Linked DNA regions of Homo sapiens: regions 1, 2, 3 and 4 are each linked to region 5. Evidence: chromatin loops called from intact Hi-C (ENCODE). Cell type or tissue: PC-3. All regions are shown on one strand. Region 1 has its middle 180 kb from the start of BET1. Region 2 has its middle 84 kb from the start of MIR4652. Region 3 holds the start of MIR4652 (microRNA 4652). Region 4 overlaps LOC112267858 (a long non-coding RNA gene). Region 5 holds the start of TFPI2 (tissue factor pathway inhibitor 2).

Evidence for each region. Peaks named below come from ENCODE experiments on the same cell type or tissue, not always from the same donor. Only the 100,000 strongest peaks of a DNase experiment are listed, where the experiment ranks them.
Region 1: a loop joins it to region 5, with 8 times the contacts of the local background. A loop is called at or near these places in 3 of 110 quality-filtered maps.
Region 2: it touches region 5 in a loop (5-fold over the local background); 5 of 110 quality-filtered maps call a loop at or near these places.
Region 3: a loop joins it to region 5, with 18 times the contacts of the local background. A loop is called at or near these places in 5 of 110 quality-filtered maps.
Region 4: a loop joins it to region 5, with 5 times the contacts of the local background. A loop is called at or near these places in 23 of 110 quality-filtered maps.

Annotation. Positions count from the first base shown.
Region 1 is chr7:94,181,164-94,186,163 of GRCh38, forward strand. No RefSeq gene overlaps it. Among named protein-coding and RNA genes, the nearest start is that of BET1, 180 kb to the left of the region's middle. In PC-3, no CTCF peak of the experiment used is centred here; DNase peaks (open chromatin) are centred at 1,078 and 2,408; H3K4me3 peaks cover 805 bases; H3K27ac peaks cover 3,402 bases.
Region 2 is chr7:93,797,971-93,802,970 of GRCh38, forward strand. No RefSeq gene overlaps it. Among named protein-coding and RNA genes, the nearest start is that of MIR4652, 84 kb to the left of the region's middle. In PC-3, a CTCF peak has its summit at 1,991 (motif pointing right); no DNase peak of the experiment used is centred here.
Region 3 is chr7:93,712,934-93,717,933 of GRCh38, forward strand. It overlaps MIR4652 (microRNA 4652), which reads left to right and starts at 3,995; the gene lies at 3,995-4,072. In PC-3, a CTCF peak has its summit at 2,482 (motif pointing right); a DNase peak (open chromatin) is centred at 4,458; H3K27me3 peaks cover 1,567 bases.
Region 4 is chr7:94,274,482-94,279,481 of GRCh38, forward strand. It overlaps LOC112267858 (a long non-coding RNA gene), which reads right to left. Exons shown (of 4, transcript XR_001745273.2): 3 at 4,848-4,909; 4 at 2,046-4,505. Among named protein-coding and RNA genes, the nearest start is that of COL1A2-AS1, 120 kb to the right of the region's middle. In PC-3, a CTCF peak has its summit at 2,532 (motif pointing left); a DNase peak (open chromatin) is centred at 2,540; H3K27me3 peaks cover 861 bases.
Region 5 is chr7:93,888,880-93,893,879 of GRCh38, forward strand. TFPI2 (tissue factor pathway inhibitor 2) reads right to left here and starts at 1,874. Exons shown (of 5, transcript NM_006528.4): 1 at 1,712-1,874; 2 at 1,258-1,440; 3 at 156-344. The coding sequence starts at 1,799. TFPI2-DT (TFPI2 divergent transcript) reads left to right here and starts at 2,015. Exons shown (of 2, transcript NR_134235.1): 1 at 2,015-2,200; 2 at 4,363-4,709. In PC-3, a CTCF peak has its summit at 2,074; DNase peaks (open chromatin) are centred at 592, 1,242 and 2,062; H3K4me3 peaks cover 2,622 bases; H3K27ac peaks cover 2,462 bases.

The DNA.
Region 1 (5,000 bases), 290 kb after region 5:
AAAAGAAAAAAAGTTTTTCTATACACTTAAAGAAAGTTCCCTGGCAAAACAAATGTGCATAATTTTTAGGAAAGGCTGCATGTCATGAAAACAGGTGTTTAATCATAATTCTTACTGGCATGCATCTAAAATTAAATCATGCAGAGTTAGTAATGTTAAAAACCATAATATTCTTCAATTATTATAATAATATGTTACCTTAAGCAAATGTGCTACAAGTTCCAAAGCACATCAATTTACATTAGTTCACCTTAAATGCAGGTATAGTTCTTGCCCCAACATCATTTCCAGTTGGCTCCTAAATTGGTTTATTTATGCTACTTAGCCCTTGGAATTAATCAACCATTCTGTCTTGAATTTACCTAAACAAATAGAGCATTCCTGATATAATTAGTCCAGATAGTATGGAGTAATATGGGATTTAACATGAAAAATACATATTTTCCTAGGAAATGTCAGACTTTTCAGAATACACCTTCCACCCCTCCTCATTTAACATTTTATGATATATTCTACAGGCCAGGCATGGTAGCTCATGCCTGTAATCCCAGCACTTTGGGAGGCTGAGGCAGGCAGATCACTTGAGGTCAGGAGTTCCAAACCAGCCTGGCCAATGTGGTGAAACCCCGTCTCTACTAAAAATAGAAAAATGAGCCAGGCATAGTGGCTTATGCCTGTAACCCCAGCTACTGGGGAGGCTGAGGAAAGAGCATCACTTGAATCCAGGAGGCGGAGGTTGCAGTAACCTGAGATCGTGCAGTTGCACTCCAGCCTGGGTGACAGAGTGAGACTCTGTCTCAAAAATATATATAATAATAAATGCTACAATTCCTAATTCGATAAAAGTTCTACACAACATCTGTGCTCACAGACTTAGAATTTTTGAAGGCAGGGTAAGAATTTGCTGTGATATTGCTAACTCCACTTGCTAGAATAGGAATCCTCTAACAGGGACTTTATAGACAATGAACCATAAGGGACATTGGCTCTGCTGAACCAGCTTACCACTGACTGTGACTGCCTCTTTCAGCATGGAGCTGATGGAACAGACTCCTCTCTGTGAGTCACAGTTGAGCTGAGCTGGACTCGGATCCTATGACCAACCTGTAACATGAGTTCAGCTTCTTTTCCCCTAACCCAAGAACAGTCAGTATGATGCTGCAGCTCTCTTACTCTCCATCATTAATGCTCTGTATATATTCACAAAATACACACATGGAATCTGTGTCACACACATTTTTCCTGTATGAGGAAAAATGACTGGATGTGAGGAAGACAGATGGAGTGGGAATGAGGAACCAAGGTTTCCTGCTTCTTGTTGAATCTGAGCTCTTCTTTGAGTTGTACCAGTGTAAGGAATATTTTAAATCCATTTTGTCAGAAAGTATTCACTCTGTACTCAGAAGGAATATCTCAGAATGCCACTGTCTAACAGCGTCATACCCGGTCTTACAAGGGTGAAGTCTAGACAATCATACATTACAATTTAAAGGATTTAAATAATCACTTAAAATAATGTTTCACAAATGGCCAACATGAATGCTAAGTTTACTAGCAAACTAGACATCTTATTTTTTAAATTACCTTAACATTTAAAATTCTGAATAGCTTATACAAAAGACACTTAGACTACTGGATAATGTTGCTAATTGTGTCTCTTGTCCTGTTGCAATAGCTGAATTCTTACAAATACTATGTCTAAGTTATGAGCACATTACAAACATGCATACACACATGTGAATGTGCACATACACGGTTTTTCGTAATGGCATTTCCCTCAGCCATTAGTTTGTCATATGGACCAAAGTATTCAATTTCACATGAAGTGGGATCTACAGGTAACTATTCAGAAATTTTCTCATCAGTCCCTAGTATAATCTCCTTAAACAACATAAAAGATTACACCTAAAATACATTTATTTTTAGAATAACTATTTACCTCTAGACCGTTCAGATGTAGCCAGTAACAATGTTTTTCTATCTCCCCTATTTAAACTTACTTGATAATGGAGTGTCATACTATAGTGTTGTTTTTAATTTTTTTAATTAAAGTGAGAACTCTATTGTAGAGAGTTTTCTAAAAACACTTAAAGTCAATAAGCTGATACATATTTTCCCAGGATCTGCTCTGAAAATGTATAACAAACAGGAAAGTCAGCCTGAGAGACATAAACAAGTCACCAGCCTCACCCAGTGACCCTTGACAGGGCCAAGAATGGACCTCCGGCTCTGGGGTCCAGTCCTGCTCACCACTTGGTGCTGCTGCCCTCTGCTCTTTTGTTTCTAATAAAGTTTAAGACACTTCCTGTCTAAATCACATGTGGTTATAGTTCCATGATCCCCATAGTAACACTGAAAGAGAAAAGAAAGTGAGTAGACTCTGCTAAAAGTCAACCAGGATGTTAGAAATTCCTCTCCACTGACTAATCATCTTTCTGCTATTGAACCTTCCTGTCTTTAAGAAATCCTATTTGCGTCACACCATAAGTGAAATTCCAGACAGTTAGGCCTTTCACAATGAAACAAAAAAAAAAACTTAGAAGGGGCAGAAGGCATTCATGTGAAAGTCTGCTGTTTATCAGTGTAATTCTGGAGTTGTGATTTTTTTGGTCAAATTCCCTGGCACCTAAATAGGCAATTTGAGAATAGCATTTGTTCTCACCAAACTACTATTTGCACACACAATCTTTGTACAAGGTATTTTTTAAAACTGTCTAAATCTAAGTTTGTTGAATAAAATATTGTTTGAAGTTGATAGAATTTCAGCTGAAGGCTGATTATCATTTTGTTACATTGGAAACTTTTTTCGTAACAGTTTTATTGTGATAAAGTTCATATACCATAAAATGTAGCCATTTAATGTGTACAATTCAATTGTTTTAGTATATTCACAGAATTGTGCAACTGTTACCACAATCAGTTTCAGCAAATTCTAATTACCCGAAAAGAAAACCTTGTACCCTTTAGCTATCACTCCACAATTGCCTCACAACAATCAACAACCTCCCCTGCCTCCACTGTAAACAATCACTCATCTACTTTCTGTCTCTAAAAAGTTGCCCCTCTGGACGTTTCACATAAATAGACTAGTATAATACATGGTCTTTTCTGACTATATTATTTCCTTTTTTAAAATTTTTAAACGCTTTTATTTTAGGTTCAGAGTCCATGTGCAGGTTTGTTATATGGGGAAAATTGTGCCATGGGAGTTTGTTGTACAGATTATTTCATTACCCAGGTACTAAGCCTACTACCCAATAGTAATCTTTTTTCTGTTCATCTCACTCCTCTGATCCTGCACCCTCTGGTATGTCCCAGTGTCTCTTGTTCCATTCTTTGTGTCCATGGGTTCTCATCATTTAGCTGCCACTTATAAGTGAGAACATGTGATATTTGGTTTTTGTTCCCACATTAGTTTGCTAAGGATAATGGCTTCCAGCTCCATTTATGTCCCTGCAGAGGACATGATCTCCTTCATTTTTATGGCTTCAGAGTATTCCATGGTGTATATGTACAACATTTTCTTTATCCAGTCTACCAGTGATGGGCATTTAGGTTGATTCCATGTCTTTGCTATTGTGAATAGTGCTGCAATGAACATACTTATGCATGTGGATCTTTATGACAGAATGATTTCTATTCCTTTGGATATATTCCCAGTAATGGGATAGCTGGATCAATTGGTAGTTCTGTTTTCAGCTTTTCAAGGAATTGCCAACTGCTTTCCATAATGGTTGAACTAATTTACACTCCCACCAACAGTGTATAAGCATTCCCTTTTCTCGACAACCTCTCCAGCATCTGTTATTTTTTATTTTTGATAATAGCCATTCTGACTGGTGTGAGATTCTATCTCATCGTTGTTTTGATTTGCATTTCTCTAATGATCAGTGATATTGAGCTTTTTTCATATGCTTGTTAGCCTTCTGTGTCTTCTTTTGAAAAGTGTCTGTTCTTGTTCTTTGCCCGCTTTCTAATGGGGTTGATTTTTTTCTTGTAAATTTAATTTCCCTATTGATGCTGGACATTAGACTTGTCAGATGCGTAGTTTGCAGATATTTTCTTCCACTCTGTAGATTGACTGTTTACTCAGTTGATAGTTTCTTTTGCTGTGCAGAAGCTCTTTAGTTTAACTAGATCCCATTTATCAATTTTTGCTTTTGTTGCAATTGTTTTGGCGTCTTTGTCATGAAATCTATGTCCATTGCCGACTTATTTCTATGCTTTCTATTCTGTTCCATTGGTCTGTGTGTCTGTGTTTGTACCTGTACCATGCAGCTTTAGTTACCGTAGCCCTGTAGTACAGATTGAAGTCAGGTAGCGTGATGCCTCTGATTTGTTCTTTTTTATTAGTTGCCATTCTGGACATTTGCCTTGGCTATTCTGGCTCTTTTTTTGGTTCTATATGAATTTAAAAATATTTTTTCTAGTTCTGTGAAGAATGTCATTGGTAGTTTGATAAGAGTACCACTGAACCTGTAAGTTGCTTTGGATAGTATGGCCATTTTAATGATATTGATTCTTCTGATCCATAAGCATGAAATGTTTTTCTATTTGTTTGTGTCATCTCTGATTTATTTGATCAGTGTTTTGTAATTCTTATTTTAGAGATCTTTCACCTTCCTGGTTAACTGTATTCCTAGGTATTGGCAGTTGGGAATGGGATTGCATTCCTGATTTGGCTCTCTGCTTAACTGTTAGTGTGTAGGAATGCTAGTGATTTTTTTACATTGATTTTGCATCCCAAAACTTTGCTGAAGTTGTTTATAAACTCAAGGAGCTTTTGGGCAGAGATTATGGGGTATTCTACATACAGGCTCATATCGTCTGCAAACAGGGATAGTTTGACTTCCTCTCTTCCTATATGGATGGGCTTTCCTTGTCTTGCCTGATTGCTCTGGCCAGGACTTCCAATACTATGTTGAATAGGAATGGTGAGGGAGGGCATCCTTGTCTTGTGCCAATTTTCAAGGAGAATGCTTCCAGCTTTAGCCCATTCA
Region 2 (5,000 bases), 91 kb before region 5:
TTAATAATATATACATATACATAAATAATGTGTGTATATATATATACATATATATTTTTATTTACTTCCTTAAATTCAATTTGGTAGACATCAAGTTATAAATTATTCAGATAAATAGTTATGTCTCTTCTGCTTAGCAGCACTCATTTCAGTATTATGGACAATTTAACGTATCATTGGTCAACTTTATTAAAATTTTTCTTTTAGCTTCTTTCAGAAATATTTGCTTAAAATCTATATCTCTAGTGTGACCATTTTGAAATTTGTTTACTTTTACATGATCATTTTGGGTGGAAAATTTATAGTTCAACCACCTTTGTACTAAAAGCAATGGGATTTAATTTTGAAAGTGTCTGATAAGGACACTTTCAGGAAATCTTGCCATGAATAGAGAAATAGGACAGCACTCTCCTGTCATTAGAGTGCAATTAGACATTCAAAGTTGGAAGTTATTAGAAAGAATTATCTCTTGGAAGAAGTCTAAAATAAAATCAGCTATTGCCAGTTCAAGTGGAGAGTATACATTGACAAATTGTTTTGTATTTGGTCTCAAGTCTGCAATCAAATATTTTATGATATTTTTTATGAGCTCAGTTTTAGAAATCGTCTTACTATGAAGGTACTTGAAAATGCTAAGAGCCACAGCTAATTTAGCATCCCTTAGAAATTAATATAACTAATATTTATTGAGTACTTAGCATGTGCTATAAAGTTTACATGGATTTTTTTCATCATCTAATATTTTTCTATAAGAAAAAATACTATACTATCTTCACTTTATAGAAGAATGTCCAAAAGTTACCTCTAGGTTCTACAACCTTCTGAAGGTCACATGGGTAGCATGTGGTGGACACAACATTTTAACTTGGGCAATCTGACTTCAGCTCCTACATGCTAAGGTATAAAAAAACTATTACCCGAGTAGCATAGTACTGTGGCTAAGAACTATAAAATTAAATATGAGTTTAATCTTCACACTTTATCCTTTGCAAAAAAAAATGATATTAGGCAAACTACCTTTTATATTCTTTGTCTGAAAAATGGGGATTTTATATGTATATAGCAATAATTTTATACCTAAGTGTATAGGAGCTGAAGTCAGATTACTCAAGTTAAAATCTTGGGTTCTTCACATGCTAGCCCTGTGACTTTCAGAAAGTTGTAGTATATATGTGACATAACTATATATATATATATATATATATATATATATATATATACACACACACACACACACACACACACATACACACATATAGGTGTGTGTGTGTGTATGTGTGTGTGTCATAGGGTCATAGGTTTGTTGTAAGGTTTCAATAAAATATAAAGAAAGCCAGTAAAATGCTTCCTTTTTCTTTTCATACAAAAGCAGGGGTGAGGGATCCTTGAATTTTATACATCTCCATACATCTTCCAAAATAAAACCACACAGATCAAAAAGGGGAGCAAATAAAACTACCAATAGCTTATTCCTATATAACACCTGGAGACAGGTGATATTTCAAACCTCAGTTTATCTTTAACTAGAGAAAAAAATAACTGAAACTAGTAGAGTTGTCTCCAGAGCTCACATAAAAGCAGATGGTCAGGCAAGATATGGACAGAAGAGAAGAGTGTAACAGCAGTGATGGAACACAGAACACATGCTAGGGTTCAGGACTAGAGATATCCATGTTGACTGGGGACATGCTGAGAGCAGGTCCATGATCTGATCAGAATGCTTGGCTCCTAGACTACTAGAATATGGAGAGATTGGAAGGTCCATAGGCCAGAAGCAGCAGTCTTGAGAAGATACTGTTCTGGGGAAGAGTAAGCACCTTGGAGAGAGAGATCCCATGGAGGCATGATGGCAAGAGGAAAAGAAAGAAGTGACAAAGAGAAAGTCTCTAAGGAAATAAAATATTTTCAAAGAATTGGATGAAGATAGAAAATACCCTTTATTAAAGAAACTGCACTTTATTGTGGAAACAGAAGAGGGAGCTAGTGATGTAAGAATTTGGTAAATGTCAGGGTGAAATTTAGTACACCTTAGAAATACCCTGGCTATCCCCTTAGGATGACCTGCTGTTATTTGTTCAGCAAATTAATTAGACATCCTCACGAATATAATGAGGAACGCGGAATCCATTCACAGCTCTTATAAGAAGAAAACAGAAAATACTACGGAGGAGAAAATCTGAGCCAGAAACCCCATATTTTACGTATTAACTCTGCCTAAAATTCTGCCTTACCTTTGAATCACACATATTCAAGGCAGAAGCAAAACAGTGAAACTGAAGTTGAAATAATTGACTTGAGTTTTGAAAATGTTGCCTACCTAAGTCAGAGTTGGAGTTCAAGCCTAAACAAGTTATTTGCCTGCTGAAACAAAAATATCAACACTCTTTGGAGCAATGTAACAGAATTTAGAGCCTCTACAATATTAATATTCACAAAGTGCAAAATACAATTCAAGTTGACTCAATATAGAAAGGATAATGCTAAAAGGAAAAGATAATCAATAGAGCCCAATTCTGAGGTAACCTATATGCCAGAATTTTCAATCAAGGACTTTATAGCGGTTATTATAATGATGTTCAACGAGGCTAAACAATTCTCCTAATGAATGATAGTATAGGATGTGTTAGCAAAAAAACTAGAAAATATGAAAGATAGGCAAAGGAATATTAATGCAACATGCATACTTTTATAAGCAATTAACAGAATGAGTTTATTTAGAAAATGGAGATGACAAAGGAAATAGTGAATCTGAATATAGAGCAATAAAAATTATTCAATCTGAGTAATTTCAATTCAATAATTTCAAGTGAAATTGAATATAGATCATAAAAATTATTCAATCTGAAATAGAGAGGAAAAAGCATTAAAAAATTGGCAGTGCTAAAGTACCTGTGCAAAACATCTACCAAACAGGTAATTATAGTCTTAGTAAAGAGAAGAGAACGGAGCAGAAAAAAATATTCAAAGATATAATAGCTGAAATTTTTCCAAATTTGATGAAAGACAAATTTATATATTTTAAAAAATATGGCACCCCCTAAGCAGAAAAAAAAACCAAGAACACTATGCTTAAGCATATCACAGACAAATTGCTGAAAATCAAAGAAAAATGGAAATAAAGTAGAAAATATGATACAGGGAAATAATGATTTAAATGACATGGATCAGCACTTTGGGAGGCCGAGACGGGTGGATCACTTTGGGAGGCTAAGGTTGGTGGCTGAGGCCAGCCCAGCCAACATGGTGAAACCCTGTCTCTACTAAAAATACAAAAATTAGCCAGGCATGGTGGTGGGTGCCTGTAATCCTAGCTACTTGGGAGGCTGAGGCACGAGAATCACTTGAACCCGGGAGGCAGAGGTTACAGTGAGCTGAGATCTTGCCACTGCACTCCAGCCTGGGCAATACAGTGAGACTTTGTCTTTAAAAAAAAAAAATATATATATATATATATGTGTGTGTGTGTGTGTGTGTGTGTGTGTGTGTGTGTGTAGCATATATATTGTGTATATATATATAACATATATATTGTATATGTATCGTAGCCATATATATATATATATAGTAGCCAGAAGTTAAGGGGTAGGGTTTTTATGAGTTTCCTTTTTGTTTGTTTGTTTATACAAACAGTAAGTTATTATCAGCTTAAAATAATAAGATAGTATTTGCGAGCCCCACAGTAATTTCAAATTAAAAAACATACAACAGATACACAAAAAAATTAAAAGCAAGAAATTAAAACATACCACCATACAAAATCAATTTTACTGAAAATAAAATAGAAAATAAGGAAGAAAAGACCACAAAATAACCAGAAAACAAACAACTAAATGGTAAGAGTAAGTCCTTAGTTATCAGTAATTATATTGAATGTAAATGGACTAAACTCTTTAATCAAAAGACATAGAGTGACTGAATGTAAAATAAAAGAAAACAAGATGCAATAAGCTGTTGCATACATGAAAAGAAATATATTTCATCTATAAAGATACATGTAGGCTAAAAATAAAGAGATAAGTAAAGATATTCCATGCAAATGGAAACCAAAAAAGAGCAGAAGTAGTTATACTAATAGCAGACAAAATAGATTTGAAGACAAAACCTATAAGAAGAGACAAATATTGTCACTATATAATGATAAATGGATCAATTCAGCAAGGGGATATAACAACTTAAAACATATATGCACCCAACACTGGAGCATCTGGATATATAAAGCAAATATTGCTAGAGCTACAGAGAGGGATAGACCCCAATACAATAAGAGCTGGACTTCAACAACTCACTTTCAGCATTGGCCAGGTCTTCCAGAAAAAAAAAATCAACAAAGAAACACTGGACTTAATCTGCACTATAAACCAAATGGACCTAATAGATTACTTATAGAACATTTCATCTAATGGCTACAGAATACACATTCTTTTCCTCAGCATATGGATCATTCTCAAGGATAAACCACATGTTAGGTCACAAAACAAGTCTTAAAACATTTGAAAAAACTGAAATAATATTAAGCATCTTCTCCAACCACAATGGAAAATAACTAGAAATCAATAACAAGAGAAATTTTGTAAACTATACAAGTACATGGAAATTAAACAATATGCTCCTTAATGACCAGTGGGTCAATAAAGAAATTAAGAAGAAAATTTAAAAATTTCTTGACATAAATGATAGTGGAAACACAATACACCAAAACCTATGGAATACAGCATAAACAGTACTAAGAGGTAAGTACCTACATCAAAAAAGAACTTTAAATAAGCAATCTAATGATACATCCTAAAGACCTGGAAAATTAAGAACAAACCAAACACATAATTCATAGAAGAAAATATATAATAAAAAACAGAGTAGAAATAAATGAATTTGAAATGTAGAATACAATAAAAAAATCAATAAAACATAAAGCAGGTTTTTTGAGAAGTTAAACAAAACTGACAAACTTTTAGCTATACCAAGAAAAAACAGAGAAAATGCCCAAAAAAATTAAATAAAAG
Region 3 (5,000 bases), 180 kb before region 5:
ACTGTTCCACTGAGCAGCCATTCCTCCATCTCTCTCCTTCTTCCCAGGCCTCCTTATTCCCTGAGAAACAATATTGAAATTAAGCCGATTAGTAACTCTACAATGGCCTCTAAGTGTTCAAGTGAAAGGAAGAATGACACATCTCTCACTTTAAATAAAAAAGCTAGAAATGATGGAGCTTAGTGAAAAAGGCATATCAAAAGCTGAGATAGGCTGAAGGACTTCTTGTATCAAACAGTTAGCCAAGTTGTGAATCCAAAGGAAAAGTTCTTGAAGGAAAATAAAAGTGCTACTCCAGTGAACACATGAATAATGAAATGAAACAGGCTTATTGCAGATATGGAGAAAGCTTAAGTGGTCTGGATAAATTAAACCAGCAACAACATTTTCTTAAGCCAAAGTCTAATCCAGAGCAAAGTCCTAAGTCTCCTCAATTCCCTGAAGGCTGAGAGTGGGGAAGCTGTAGAAGAGAATTTTGAAGCTAGCAGATATTGGTTTATCATGTTAAAGGGTAAATAAAAAGTATCCATACCATAAGAGTGCCAGCTAAAGCAGCAAGTGCTGATGTAGAAGCTGTAACAAGTTATCTGGAAAATCTTGCGAAGATCATGGATAAATGTGGCTACACTAAACAATAGATATTCAATGTATACGAAACAGCTTTATATAGTATTGGAAGAAGATGCCAACTAGGAGTTTCATAGTTAAAAAGGAGTAGTCAATGCCTGCCTTCAAAGTTCTAAAGAACAAGCTGATTACCTTGTTAGAGGCTAATGCAACTGGCAACTTTTCGTTGAAGCCCATGCTCATTGATCATTCTAAAAATCCTAGGCTCTTAAGAATTGCACTAAATCTACTCTGCCTGTGCTCTATAAATGGAACAACAAAGCCCGGATGGCAGCACATCTATTTATAGCCTGATTTACTGAATATTTTTATCCCACTGTTGACACTTACTGCTCAGAAAAAAAGATTCCTTTCAAAAGGAATCTTCTCAAAATATTATTGCTCATTTACAAATGTCCCCAGTCAACCAAGAACTCTGATAGCAGTGTACAAGGAGATTATTGTTGTTTTCATGCCTGCTAACACAACGTCTGTTTTACAGCCTATGAATCAAGAAGTATTTTTTACTTTCAATTCTTATTAATTAAGTAATACATTGTGTAAGGCTGTAGCTGCCATAGACAGTGATTCCACCAATGGACCTGGGCAAAGTAAATTGAAACTCTTCAAGAAAGTATCACCATTCTAATGCCATTAAGAACATTCATAATTCATGAGAAGAAGCTGAAATATCAAAGTTAACAGGAATTTAGGAGAAGATTTCAACCCTCTTATATAACTTTGAGAGGCTCAAGGGTTCAATGGAGGAATCACTGAAGATATGGTGGAAACAGCAAGAGAACTAGAATTAGAAGTGGAGTCTGAAGATGTATCTAAATTGCTACAATTTCATGATAAAACTTCAGTGAATGATGAATTGCTTCATATGGATGAGCAAAGAAAGTATTTTTTTGAGATGGGATCTACTTCTGGTGAAAGATACTGAACATTGTTGAAATGAAAACAAATGATTTAAAATATTATGCAAACTTAGTTGATAAAGCAGCAGCAGGGTTTGAGAAGTTTGACTCCAGTTTGAAAGAAGTTCTACTGTGGGTAAAATGCTATCAAACAATATCACATGCCATAAAGAAATCTTTCATGAAAGGATGCATCAGTTGATGTAGCAAACTTCATTGCTGTCTTATTTTAAGAAATTTCCATAGCCATCAGAACCTTCAGCAATCACCAGCCTGATCAGTCCGCAGCCATCAACATTGAGGCAAGACCCTCCACCAGCCAAAAGATTATGAGTCACAGAAGGCTTAGATGATCATCAGCATTTTTTTAGCAGCAAAGTATTTTTAAATTAAAGTATATATTTTTTAGACATAATGCTATTTCACACTTAATAGACTAAAGTATAGTGTAAATATAACCTTTTTATGCACTTTGGAAACCAAAAACCTCATGAGACTTGCTTTATTGCAATATTCACTTTGTTGCATTTGTCTGGAACCAACCCACTAATACCTCTGAGGTATGCCTGTATTGTGTCTAATTTATTTTCTTATTACTTATCAAATTTTCCACAACAAGCATGCTTCTCCTTGCGTAATCAGAAAAGAAGTTATTACATTTTTTAGAAATGAAATCATTTAAATAATGAAAGAAGAATCACCCAATTTTATTTCAGAAATAAAACAGGAAGGGAAATTAAAGAGTAAAGGGAAAAGAAAAAATATTTTCTTGGGGTAAGGGTTGTAAGAGAAAAGGAAAGGTTTGTGCATATGTGAAAAAAGATTACTCAAAGTAGTATCAACCCAATTGTAGGTGTTAAGAGTTCAAAGATAGGAAGCTTTCTAGGGCATCAAAAACCCTCTAAAGATTTCGGAACTGCGGGAGGTAACATCTATCAAGAGAATTCGCCAGGGTGGCCGCCAGGGGTCTCCTGTGGACCAGGAAGCCTTGACCTAGGATAAGTCCATGGTTTATGAAGAGAGAAGGAGCCTGTCTTCATGGAAAGAGGGGAATGAAAAAGAAAGTCTTGTCCATATTTACGCGGCATAATCTTACATCCTAGAATCAATGAATGCTAGACCAGAAAGGAACTTGATGGATTTTCCAGCTTGGACCTCATTTTAAGATTAGGAAATTTAAACCCAGAGAGGTAGTGAGGACTAACCTGAAGTTACACAGCTGGTGAGACACACAGTTGGATAATACTACAGATATCATGGATGACTTTTATACCATCTTACACTGTTAAAAACTCAGAGACAATCAGTACATAGAATTGCCGCACTGCAACCACAAAGTGATTCAGGTGTTGAAAGTACTGATCTTTGGTATTATTTTCACATCATAGTAATGGCATATAATGTTTGGAAACATATTATATGCCTATTATAACTACTTCATATTATAATGTAGAACTTAGCTCAATTTTAATGTTCAAGAACTGTCAAATAAATGTCCATTATTCATTGTTTGACAGTTATGAATACTTTCTTTTCCCTTTCCTGGCTTAGACATCTTCAAGAATTAATCATTACACTCAGCTTTGTTGGTAGTGAAAAGAAAACAAGTGAAAATCTCAAAATATACCACTTTAAATATGCCATCCCTGTTAAATGTCCACATTTACACACCTGCATTGTGTGCAACTCTTTGGATTCTGTCCTCTGCCTGCATCGGGCTTCCTATATCCTTATCGCTTTCAGCCTCTCCTTTCTCCCATCTCAAAGATTTATCCGTACCTCCCTACTGGTGTCCCCTGGATCCTCATTGCCCAGCTTCCTCCTCCCTTGTCAGATGTAGCCTCTTTACTGTCATTCATTTGTACATCCATCCAATCCACAAATATTTCTTGAACTCCAGCTATATGCAAGCTCTTGTGCAAGAAGCTGTGGGATTACACAAAGCTGTGGGGTATTGTCAGAGATGCTTCTTCCCCACCTCCAATTCAACTTTACACCTCACAGGGTAAGCTGTAACAATTACAGATTGCTTTGCGGCCAGGTGCAGTGGCTCAGGCCTGTTGTAATCATAGCATTTGGGAGATCAAGGTGGGAATATCCCTTGAGCTCAGAACTTGATGACCAACCTGGGCAACATAGACTGTCTTTACTAAAAATTAGCTAGGTGTGATGGCACACATCTGTAATCCCAGCTACCCAGGAAGGAGGCTGAGGTGGGAGGATCGCTTGAGCCTGGACATCCAAGCCTCAGTGAGCCATGATCACACCACTGTACTCCTGGACAACTGAGAAAGACTCTCTCTCTCTCTCTCTATCTATCTATCTATATATGCATATATATAATATTATATATATAATACTTTAGATAACTAAGTTACATACTATATATATAACTATGCAAAAGTTGGTCAGACTGGAGTAGTGATGAGAGTGATAATGGCCAACAGTGATTCAGAATCGTTTGACTCTATTGGACGAGGGGACTGGTTAATAGAACTAACTAACCAGAACTATTTTGTTCTGTTAACCCATCCCCTCATCTAATAGAGTATAAACCTCAATATAAGCTCAACTAGGCTGAGTAAGGCCAAACAAGCAGTCCCCTAGTGTCAGACCAGAGAGAAAAAGTGATGAGAATTTTAAAAATCTTTGCAATCAATGTCAGTGGTGGTTGAGAAGACCTTCTGAAGGGAGACTATGTGATGAAGGATTACGAAGTGAAAGAAATGGTCAGCATATTGTTTCCATTGAAAAGACAGAAAATCTTAAATCCAAGGTCATGTTCCTGGCCTTGCTACTGACCTGTAGGCAACAACTCACTGAGTTTCAGACAGCAAGTCTCTCTTCTAACAAACAGCTGACAACACCTCCTCTTAAGTATTACCCAACCTCTGGCCCCAAAGCACTCCTCAGTCCTCCAGTGCTACAATAAGTCATAATGATTACTCAAATGAAATAGAGATCTTTATGAATGAATAAGTTGCGGTGGTATGAGTTTTGAAACCACATCCCAAACCACATAGTAGAGAACAACAAAATCAGGTCAACCCAGGTGCACTAAAGAGAACTTGCAAAGCCCTTAAACCTAGGAAAAGGAGGGAAGGAGAGGAGGAGAACAGGGAATAAGGGAGGAAGGGAATGAGGAGAGAGAGGAATGAAAGAAGGAAGGAACAAAGAAAGGGAGGGAGGGAACCAAAAGAAAGAGAAAGAAAAAGAAGGAAGAAATGGGGAGAAATGGGGAGAGAGAGAAAGAAAGAGAAAGAAAAGGAGGAAGGAAGGATGGAAGGAAGGAAAAGAAGGGAAGGAGGGAGGGAGGAAGGGAGGGGGGAATAGAGAGAGAGGGAGAGAGAGGAAGGGAGTGAGGGAAAGATGGAGAGAGGGAGGAAGGGAGGGAGGAAAGTTGAAAGCTTGTAGTATTTGCTGATTTTCATGGTGTATTTCCATCATATCCAATTTGTTGAATATGGAGTTCAG
Region 4 (5,000 bases), 390 kb after region 5:
ACCCTCAAGGAGACTTCCTTTTGGTGCTCTTGAGGAACTGAAATGCTTATTCACATAAGATTATGAGATTAGGTAACCTACAATGATCTCCTAGAAACCTTGACTGCTAGAAAGTTTTTATATTTTCTAGTATAAGTATTGTCCTATGTCACTCTGCTTATCTATTTGCCCTTTTCTTAGAGATTTTAAGACTCTTCAAACAATTTCGGAGATAATTAAGATATGGGTAAAACATGTAGGTAACAAATACCTTGATGTTTACTTACATATACTGCTTCTATGAAAAACAAATAGCTGTAGCAGAGAAAATTTAGATAATTTTATAGAGATTTGATGGAATGTACTTTTTAATTTTTTGGTTCCAAGTATTCAATGAGAGTGTAGTCTTAAGCATTTGTGAAAACCTTCAGTTTACCTTTCTGGTTCCCATTGTTAACTGGAAATACTCTACGTTTGCCATGACAATCATATAAGCAACTCCACTAACGTAAAGGAACTCTTCTTCTGATGACTTTACCACATCAAAGGCACTGGTGGGTTGGACTGATCCCTCAGATTACCATTTCATTGTGTGCGTCATTCACTGTGACAACCTAAGCTCATTTTGAGATTCATGCATTAGTGTCTCCAAATGTGTTCCCATTTTCATATTTTTTGATAGTGGGTAATGGAAACACTAATGGCTAATTTCCAGTTTTAATCATCACTCAAGGAGCACAAACAGAATGTATTTTCAAGAAAAATATTTGTCATCATTAATGTTGTTTTTAAAATAAGTGCCACTAAAGGCAACTCTAAAATTGAAGTTTTAAAAGTATTCCAAGCAAAGTAAAATCACTGGATTAAGTGGTCACTCTCTCAAATTGACCACTTTAAAATATGTCACGTTCATTTGGATATTGAACCCAAAGATGTTTCTTTAAGAAATCTCAATGTCTTAGAGGTACCTTCTATGAAGAACATAAATTCAGGAATCAGATGCCTAAATTTTTGATATTCCTAAATAGTTATGCGTGTGCATGTGTATGTGTGTGTGTGTGTGTTTGACCATGCATTGGCATGCCACACTTATACCACTACAGCAGACCACACATAGATTTGACTTGTATGTCCAATAAAACACAAATTAAAACTTGAGAGAAACTTGTGAGATGTCTGCAGCACTTTAGGCTGGTTGGGACTATGAAGAAGAAATGTGTCAATTTTCTAAGCCTGTAAAGCAGTATATTCGGTGAACCCTAAAATGAAAAATATTTCACCCTTATGAAATGTCTTGTGAAGAACTAGGTTTACTAAAATTATGTTCTTCCACTTCACCACGTCCCTTTGAAGCAAAGGAGCCCAGTTGTCTCTTCTCACCAGGATGCTTGCTGCTTATTTATGTTATGTTTGTATCAAGTTTTAGAACTTTGCCTAGATCACAAGCTGCTAGAGCAACTTTCCTTTTTTTAATTTCCTTATTTCCCAACTAAATACTTAATTGTAAATATATATAAATGGAGATAATCTCTCACTGGAGCGTTTGTGAAAATTAGAGTCCTCAATGATTTCAGATGTGACTGGGACCAGCTGCTGACAGGAACTCAGATAACAATGCATTTCAAACAGCTAATCTAGTGAGGCTTTCTAAAAATATTAATAATAAAATCCAAGTGATTTAATTTCTCTACATAAGTACAACGCAAGCTCACTGACTCCATGCGTCACAGAGCTCTGGTTGCTAGGAAATCCATGAATAGAACTTAATATGCATTCAGCAACAGGCTGCAGGCACAATTTATCTCCATGGATGCTCCCTCAATTGCCTTTGAAATGACATTAAGATAACTTTGACGCATTCAAGACAAGCCAGTGAACACAAAGGAAACAGGCCATTTTTGGACAACCATCTGGACTTCCGGCAGAGCCCTTTGAAGTTCACAGTCCTTGAGCTGTGCATATCTTCTGAAGACAGGGATTATGGAGCAATGGCCATATTATGAAGGGCAGATGAAAGACAAAATGTGATGCAAAAGTGTGAGCTTTGGAGGCAGATGCATCTAAGATCAAATTCCAAGTCAGCAATTTATTTGTGTGGATACATCAATCTTTCTGAACTTCAGTTTCCTCTTCTATAAAGTAAGAATAATATTACACACCTCACAGAATGACTATAAGCATTAAACATCGTGTATCAAAAGCCCTGACACAAAACCTGCACAATTAGTGATATAACAATAATAGGAGTAACTGAAGTAAAAGTAGTAGGATTCATAGAATCCTAGCAGCAGAAGAGTAGTTTTTGCTACCAGTACTATTACCACTAGAATATCTATTATTCATACTACTGGAAATAACTATATAAGAGAGGAATCCTTTAGCTGTAAAGCCTTGCACCTATTATCATAACCTAAAAATAAACTAAAAGAGATGTACTTCTGGTGCAAGTTTATAAAGAGCCCTCACAGCAGTCAGTTTCACTAAATGTCACTGAATGTAGCCTTATCATCAGTATTGCCTTGGGGAACAAAGGATGTGGATAACGGTGCCACCAACTGGTAGGACAGTTTGTTGGTGATGAAACTTTTTTTTGTTTGGCTTATACTGTGAAGCCTGAGTTCCCTAATCCACATTAGGAAGAATTTCTAGTTTTTATACCTGAGTCATCTGCATGACAGAAATAACAAAGACTTAAGATATATCCACTCCTTTCCTCTGCACTGGTAGGCATCTCTCTCTTCTTTCATTGACAGGTTCAGAAAACATGTTAGAGGACTTCACTATTAATCTATCTTAAGGGACTGTACAAGGTCTAGTCAGGGTCACCTTCCATACAATGGGTAACTTCCACACAGCCAGCCAATGGGATGACAGCTTAAACAATCCTCATGATTCTGAAGTGCTAACTTCTCCAAAGTGTTGCCAGTGCAACTTGAAACTCACACATACATTTATTCGTACATTCTTGGGAAAGTTCTAGTCCTATCTTCATTTTGGTCCTGAGCCAATGTAAGCCTTCCCAAACCCTAGATAAAGACTGACTTGATTTTAAATCATGGAAATAAACACTTAGTTTTCTCAAAGGACCACAGCAGATGATGCTGCAACGGAATTGCCTTATACGCACGATTCTAAGAATTTTCTCCAATCCTTCTGTTTCTCTACCTGGAAATTCCTTCTTATAGCTGCACTTGGCAGAGCAAAACATTAAAAATGTCTTAGGTGTGCAGTGCTCCACATAAAAGAAACATTCCTTAAGGACAGCTAGATTGTGAAGCTCACAGGGATGACTCTAGGAAAACTTGTGAGGCTTCTGAAGTTTGCTCCTTTCTTTCTTTCTGCACTGCTCTACTCATATTCAATGCCATGCCTGTACCTCAACTCCATGTATATTCTGGGACACACAGCATCCATCCACTCAAGTGTCTCCACTGGTCATGCCCTTCTTGGCAGTGCCCTGGCAAAGATTCTGGCCCCATCCTCTGTCCTGTGCCATTTTTGGACCAGGCTGCATAACTTTTAATAAGATCGTTTATACTGAGGTATTAAAGAATGATTGTTATTTCATTGATTCGAAAATAGTTATTAATTGTATGGAAGCAGAAGTTGCAGGGGAAGGAGCATTGGATCAAATTAAAGAAAGCCACAATTCTAACCCCCTCTTCTTGCAACCTTGGGGAGGGGAGGTGGGGCAAGGACCACAAACTTTCTTCCACATTGAAAGCCAAGGAATTCCACGCAGCTAAAATGTAAGGAAGGAAGGAAAGTAGAATGCATGTTAAATGTATACAACACAGTTGGGGTTTCATTCTGAGATCATAGAGGGTCCCCTGAAAGTTTGGTTGAGAAAAGTTACATCATCAGAGTTGTGATATAAGAAAGGTATCCAGGAGTAGAGTAAAAAATCAGTTGTATTTGGGAGAATGAAAATAGAAAGACAAGTTAACTCTGCCTCTTTCCTCTCCATCTGGCTCAAGGCAAACATTGAAGGATAACATCCAGTATCTATGGAAGATGGGAGAACTGAGTGCAATGTAGCCATCTGACTCCAGGCCATCAGGGCACTTGGCAGCTACTGCTGCTGCTACCTCTACTGATCCACACACATTTTTGCCTCGGAAGGTATTTCCTGAGTTATAAGTACATCAAAAATATTTGTGAGTAAGTGTAAGAAAAGATAGGCAGCATGGGGATGCCATCTCCAAAAGAGAAGCCATGGTTTTACTTTTTTTTTTTTTTTTTTTTACTATTTACTAGTTTTTACTGTCAGTGACATCATTGGATTTAACAAATGAAAAAGACAAAATGGAAAGCAATAGACCCCTAAGCAAAGTACAGAAGAGGTAACTGAGTCACAGAGCCATTAACATCCTTGTCCAAAGTCACACGCTGATAATAGTGGAGCCCTGGTCCCCTGGCATCCCTTTCAGGGCCATTTTCAGGCCTCCATCAGGAGCTTCCTGCCATCAAGTTGTGCTCTTCTGGTGAGAAAGTTTCCAAGACCTCTCTAGGGCAGAAATTCCCATCTAGAGAAAGAAAGAAGGAACTAGGGAGTATCAAGAGGCAATCCATCAGTATCTCAGTTGCAGCAAGGATTTTTCTGATAATCATAAAATTCCCACCATTCCTGGTTATCCTACGCTAACATCATTTAATAGTTAGTTCAATATTGAGAACCACTCATCTTTCTCCTATATCTGTCAAAATTGTCCTTGGATGGTCGGCTGTTGTTGGAAATGGCAGAGGTCACACAGGCCAGCTGAGTTCATGCTCAGCCCATGAAACAGGAGTGTGTTTTCCAAACTCACAATCAGGCTGGCTTCTAATCTCACCACTGAAAATGAGGATTTTTGAAAAATACCACTTACTTCTTGAGTAAGGTTGATAAGTCAGGGAGTTTCACTTGCTTGTTGTTTTTATTTTCCATCGTCTGCAAAGAGAAGAGCACGAAGCATATCAAAGAAGTATGAAGGGTATCAAAGAAGATTTGACTTACTCAAACAGCATTTACCAGTTCAAGG
Region 5 (5,000 bases):
CACTTTCCAGTCCTAAGAACTTGACAAGTCACTAACTTGTCAAGTAATGTGAAATCATGAAAATGCACATGTTAATTTCGCATCAAATTGAGTTTTTTCCACCCAAATGTCTTTTCAAAAAAGTGAAATAGAAATACCATAAAAATCGTATTTACTTTTCTTTGGTGCGCAGAAGCCCATACAAGTAGCTTCATCTGGAAACCTGTTCTCAATCCGGTTCCGGTGACACCCACCGGAAAAGAATTTTTCACATGTCATGGAACTTAGATTAAAGAAATACTTTTCTGTGGACCCCTCACACTGGTCGTCCACACTCACTTGCAGCCGGCAAACTTTGGGAACTTCTAGGAAAAGGAGGGTAATAGAACAATGTTAGTCAAAAGTAGCCTTCTTATTAAACCATCACTGTATTTTCAGCAACATTTTGTGGGGGGAGAGAAGTTGTATTAGTGTTGGGATAGTAAATACCCAGAATACTCCCATGAATCCAGATATTTACTTTTTTTTTTTCTAACAGTGTATTCAGAGCTGACTCAGCTGTGATGTATCTTTCAAGTTCAGTAGAAAGACTCTCTGTTTTCTCTGGGTGTTCTCTGATTGTACATATGCAGTGAATCAAAGCTTATTCACATGAATACGCATTTTCCCCTGGCTCAGTTCCTTGAATGGAAAAGCCCCATGTTCTCTTACAGGCCTTAACCGATATAATTTAAAAATTAAAAATAAATTAAAATATAACAGTATTATGAATCTCCACCATGTCCCGCAACTAATCCAACACATGTTTGGGTATCGGGACAAAAGTAGAGTTATATAATGAGCTAAGTCACACTTCAATAATAAAATCCACTAAAAATATTTCAGATTGATGGATAATCGACAGAAGGAAATGATGTACTCCAGGAGAGATAAAAATCATAGGTTTGGAATTAATGAAAAATACAGAGAAGCACTTACGTTGTACCTAACACGTTATTCTCTTGCATTTATTATACCCCATGGTGAGGGAACAAATCTTTCCCTGAGTCCGCACAGGCACTGAATTATGATCAATGTCAGTTGGGAGACAGGAAATGTGTTAGTGGTTGTAAATTTGTGATTACTTTTAAGAAACTGAAAACCATGAGGTTTGCTTAACACTTGAGAAAACCCAGGCTAAAACTTCCTGTAGAAAGCGAGACGTGGGAAACTGGCGAAGCTGCTACCAGCCGCCGGCGCAAGGAGCGCGAGAGTCCTGGGTGCGCGCAGGGCACTTACTTTCTATCCTCCAGCAAGCATCGTCGCAAGCCTCCCAGGTGTAGAAATTGTTGGCGTTGCCCTCGCAGCCCCCGTACAGGAACTGGCGGCAGCTCTGCGTGTACCTGTCGTAGTAGTAACGGAGAAGTAGGGCCCGGCAGGGTCCGTAGTCTAGGGGCAGGAGACAGATCTCCGCGTTATTTCCTGAAGAAGGGGCAGAAGGAGAGCAAAAGAGAGGGAAAGTGGTCAGGCGTAGCTCCTAGGAGGAAAGAACATCCCGGGGAGTTCTGTCCCCTTCCGAGCGGAGGGGCCTCTGCAGAGAAAGTGCAAACTTGGGAGCGAGTCCCCCCTGCCAGCGGAGCGCGCGGCAGGGACCTGGAGAAAGCGAGGCTTGGAGGGCGCCTACACGGGGCCCCATGGCCCGCTGCGCCCTCTCCGCCGGTTGGGGAGAGAAGCTCCTGGAGCGGCCAGATACCTGTTGGCTCCTGAGCAGCATCGCCCAGTGCAGCCTCCGTCAGGAAAAGCAGCAGAATCGACAGCCCCAGGGGGCGAGCGGGGTCCATGGTGCAGGGGGTCGGGCGGCCCGCTGGGCAAGGCGTCCGAGAAAGCGCCTGGCGGGAGGAGGTGCGCGGCTTTCTGCTCCAGGCGGCCCGGGTGCCCGCTTTATGCGGGGCGAGCGTCCGGCCGACCCCCGCCGGGGCGGAGCCTGAGGGGTGGCTGATTCATGCACGGGGACTGTCACCCCGCCGCCCCCGCGCTGCAAACTGTGTAAGAGGGAGAGGAATTCCCCGCCAAGTTGAAAAGTTGAACCTGCCTCCCAAACTTTCTCCTGTAGTCCAGACGGGGACGCCCTGAGGGAGCGTTTGTGTCAGTAATGGGAAATCTGCAAGCTAGACGGAAATGACCTGCTAGTGATTGCGCTGTAAAGAAGCCGGAATCCACCTCTTGAAGGCATGAAGTTCAGGTATTTGAAAGGCTGGTGGAGAGAAAGTGCGGAGTTCTTGGGTCAGAGCGGAGCGGGATTCGTTGCAATGGACCTTCAGATTAGATTAGAAATGTAAATAAGTGTATATTTATATTTATACACACAGATTTCAATCGAGTTCTAATTTACATTTAATACAGGCTTATAATATATCGTAGGTGGACAGTTTGATAAATTTTGACAACTGTGTAGCCACCAATAAAGAATTAGAACATTTTGGCTGGGCGCGGTAGCTCGCGCCTGTAATCCCAGCACTTTGGGAGGCCAAGGCGGGTGGATCACCTGAAATCAGGAGTTCGAGACTAGCCTGGCCAACATGGCGAAACCCCGTCTCTATTAAAAACACAAAAAATTAGCCGGGCGTGGTGGCGGGCACCTGTAGTCCCAGCCCCTCGGGAGGCTGAGGCAGGAGAATGGCTTGAACCCAGGAGGCGGAGGCTGCAGTGAGCCCAGATGGCGCCACTGCACTCCAGTCTGGGCGGCAGAGTGGAACTCCGTCTCGAAACGAAGAAAAAGAAGAAGAAGAAGAAAAAAAAAAGAGTTAGAACATTTCCATCACTCCAGAAAGCTCCTGCAGACTTTTTCCTAAATCAATCCTTCCATCCTTAGGCCAGGGGCAAACACTCTTCTCATTTCGATTACCATAGATTAGATTTGCCTATTCTTGAATTTCATATAAACGGAATTATAAAGTATTCACTGTGTAGTATTTCTTTCTCACACTTCCTGTTTTTGAGATACGCCCAGGTCACTGCATCAATAGTCTGTTTCTTTTAATTCCTGCGTAGTCCAAGGTATGAATTTACCAAAACGTATGAATATCCCACAATGTATAAATATGTTGCTGTGTGTATCAATAGTCTGTTCCTTTAAATCATTGAGTAATATTCTAATATATCACAAATGTCTTATTACTGGAATTTGTGTTGTTTCTAGTTTGTTTGGGGGCTCTTATGAAAAAAGCTGCTTTGTGTGGACCTGCAATTTTTATTACTCTTGGATAAAATACTTAGAAATGTTAGACACTGCCAAAGGATTTTTTCAAGATGATTGTACCATTTTACACCCCAACCAAGCATGTATGAAGCTATGTTTTTGTATGTATCTATGTTTTTGGAGAAGAACCATAGCAGCCCAGAGAGATAGCCTTGGGGAGTTCTGAAGATTTGACCAGATCAGTGTATTCCCACACATTTCCTAATGTCAGTGCATCCATTAAAGTTCCCTGTTCCTTTGACATATTAGCTTGTGATCCACTTTTTTTTTTAATACAAACAATTACCTACAGTGAAATTTTACATAAAATATTAAAGATATTTTTGAAGACATTTTAATATACTTGTCTTCCCTTCCCCTTTTCTCTTGTTGTATTCAACATTCTCAAGTAAATAATTATTCTTGACTTCTGAGGATACTGGGGGTAGTTTACAGAAGTTCTCTTTCAAGTTTTCAGGAAGCCCTGAAAAGTATAGGACACACTTGCTCAAAGTGGGTTAATAATCTGAGGTATTTTGCACATTATATCCTTGTGCCAGTTTTCAGTCATTCTGATGTCATGTTACAAGGTCACAGTCCTAGGAAAACCAGCCTGATCTGGAAATGCTGTCAGCTTTGATTAGCAGATGTCTATGATTAAGAATGATAGTTGAAACTATAAGGATAAATGTTTAATTATCACCTCTCCAGTAGGGAAAAATAAATGGGATGGGGATGCTTTGTATAGTTAACTGATTTCTGTGATGTAAATGTGCTCACTAAGGTCAATTTCAAGCTGCCACTGCAGAATCACTGAATGCCGAGGTGGGAAAAGATCTCCAAGAGCCAGAGCTCCCCATGGCCAAAATCTGTGTGAGCTGGCTCTAATGCACCAACCACTGAGACAGACAGCCAGTTTTGGAATGACACATTCAGAGTAAAGTCAGATTAGACCCTCCCAGTTCCTTCAAAATATTATTAGGGGAGGGAATTTTACCACTCATTTACCGAGAATCATATTCAGGAGAAAAGTTGACTCAACTTCAAACTTACCTATATCTATCTTCTGAATAAAATTAAATATATCTTTAGACTAAAATAAAATTCAAGGACTGATACTCAGTTTTCATGGAGCACTGACTACTGCCATTTCTCTTTGTTCTCAGGTGCTGGACACTTTTTGATTGTCTTTCGCTCATACAAAAAAAAAAATGAACCACTGGACACAATGGCTTCTGCTAGTAATCCCAACACTTTGGGAGGCTGAGACAGGAGGATCGCTTGAGGCCAGGAGTCAGAGACAAACCTGGGCAACATAGTGTGATTCCATCTTTACAAAAAAAAAAATTTTAACTTAGCTGGGCATGGTTGTGTACACCTGTAGTCCCAGCTATATGGGAGGTTGAGATGGAAGGATTGGTTAAGCCCAGGAGTTTGAATTTGCAGTGAACTATGGTCGTGCCACAGCACTCCAGCCTGGATGACAGAGTGAGACTCTGAATCTGACTAAAAAGAAAAAAAAAAAAAGATTAGCCCTTTTGTATCAAGACAGACATTTTGGGAAATTGCATCGTGCCATGGAAAAATAGAGTTGGAATTCAGAGGATACCTGGATTTTATTCCTTGCTACATTGGACAAGTTACTTAAAACTCTCTGAGCCTCAGTTTCCTTTTCTAATAGACATAATAACTCTACCTCGCAGATGTGTTATGAGGATTAAATGGAAAATGCCTATGCATTCAAAGATATTGTTTTAGCCCCTCACACAATGGCACAAACTTCATCCAGATCATCCCATATCCT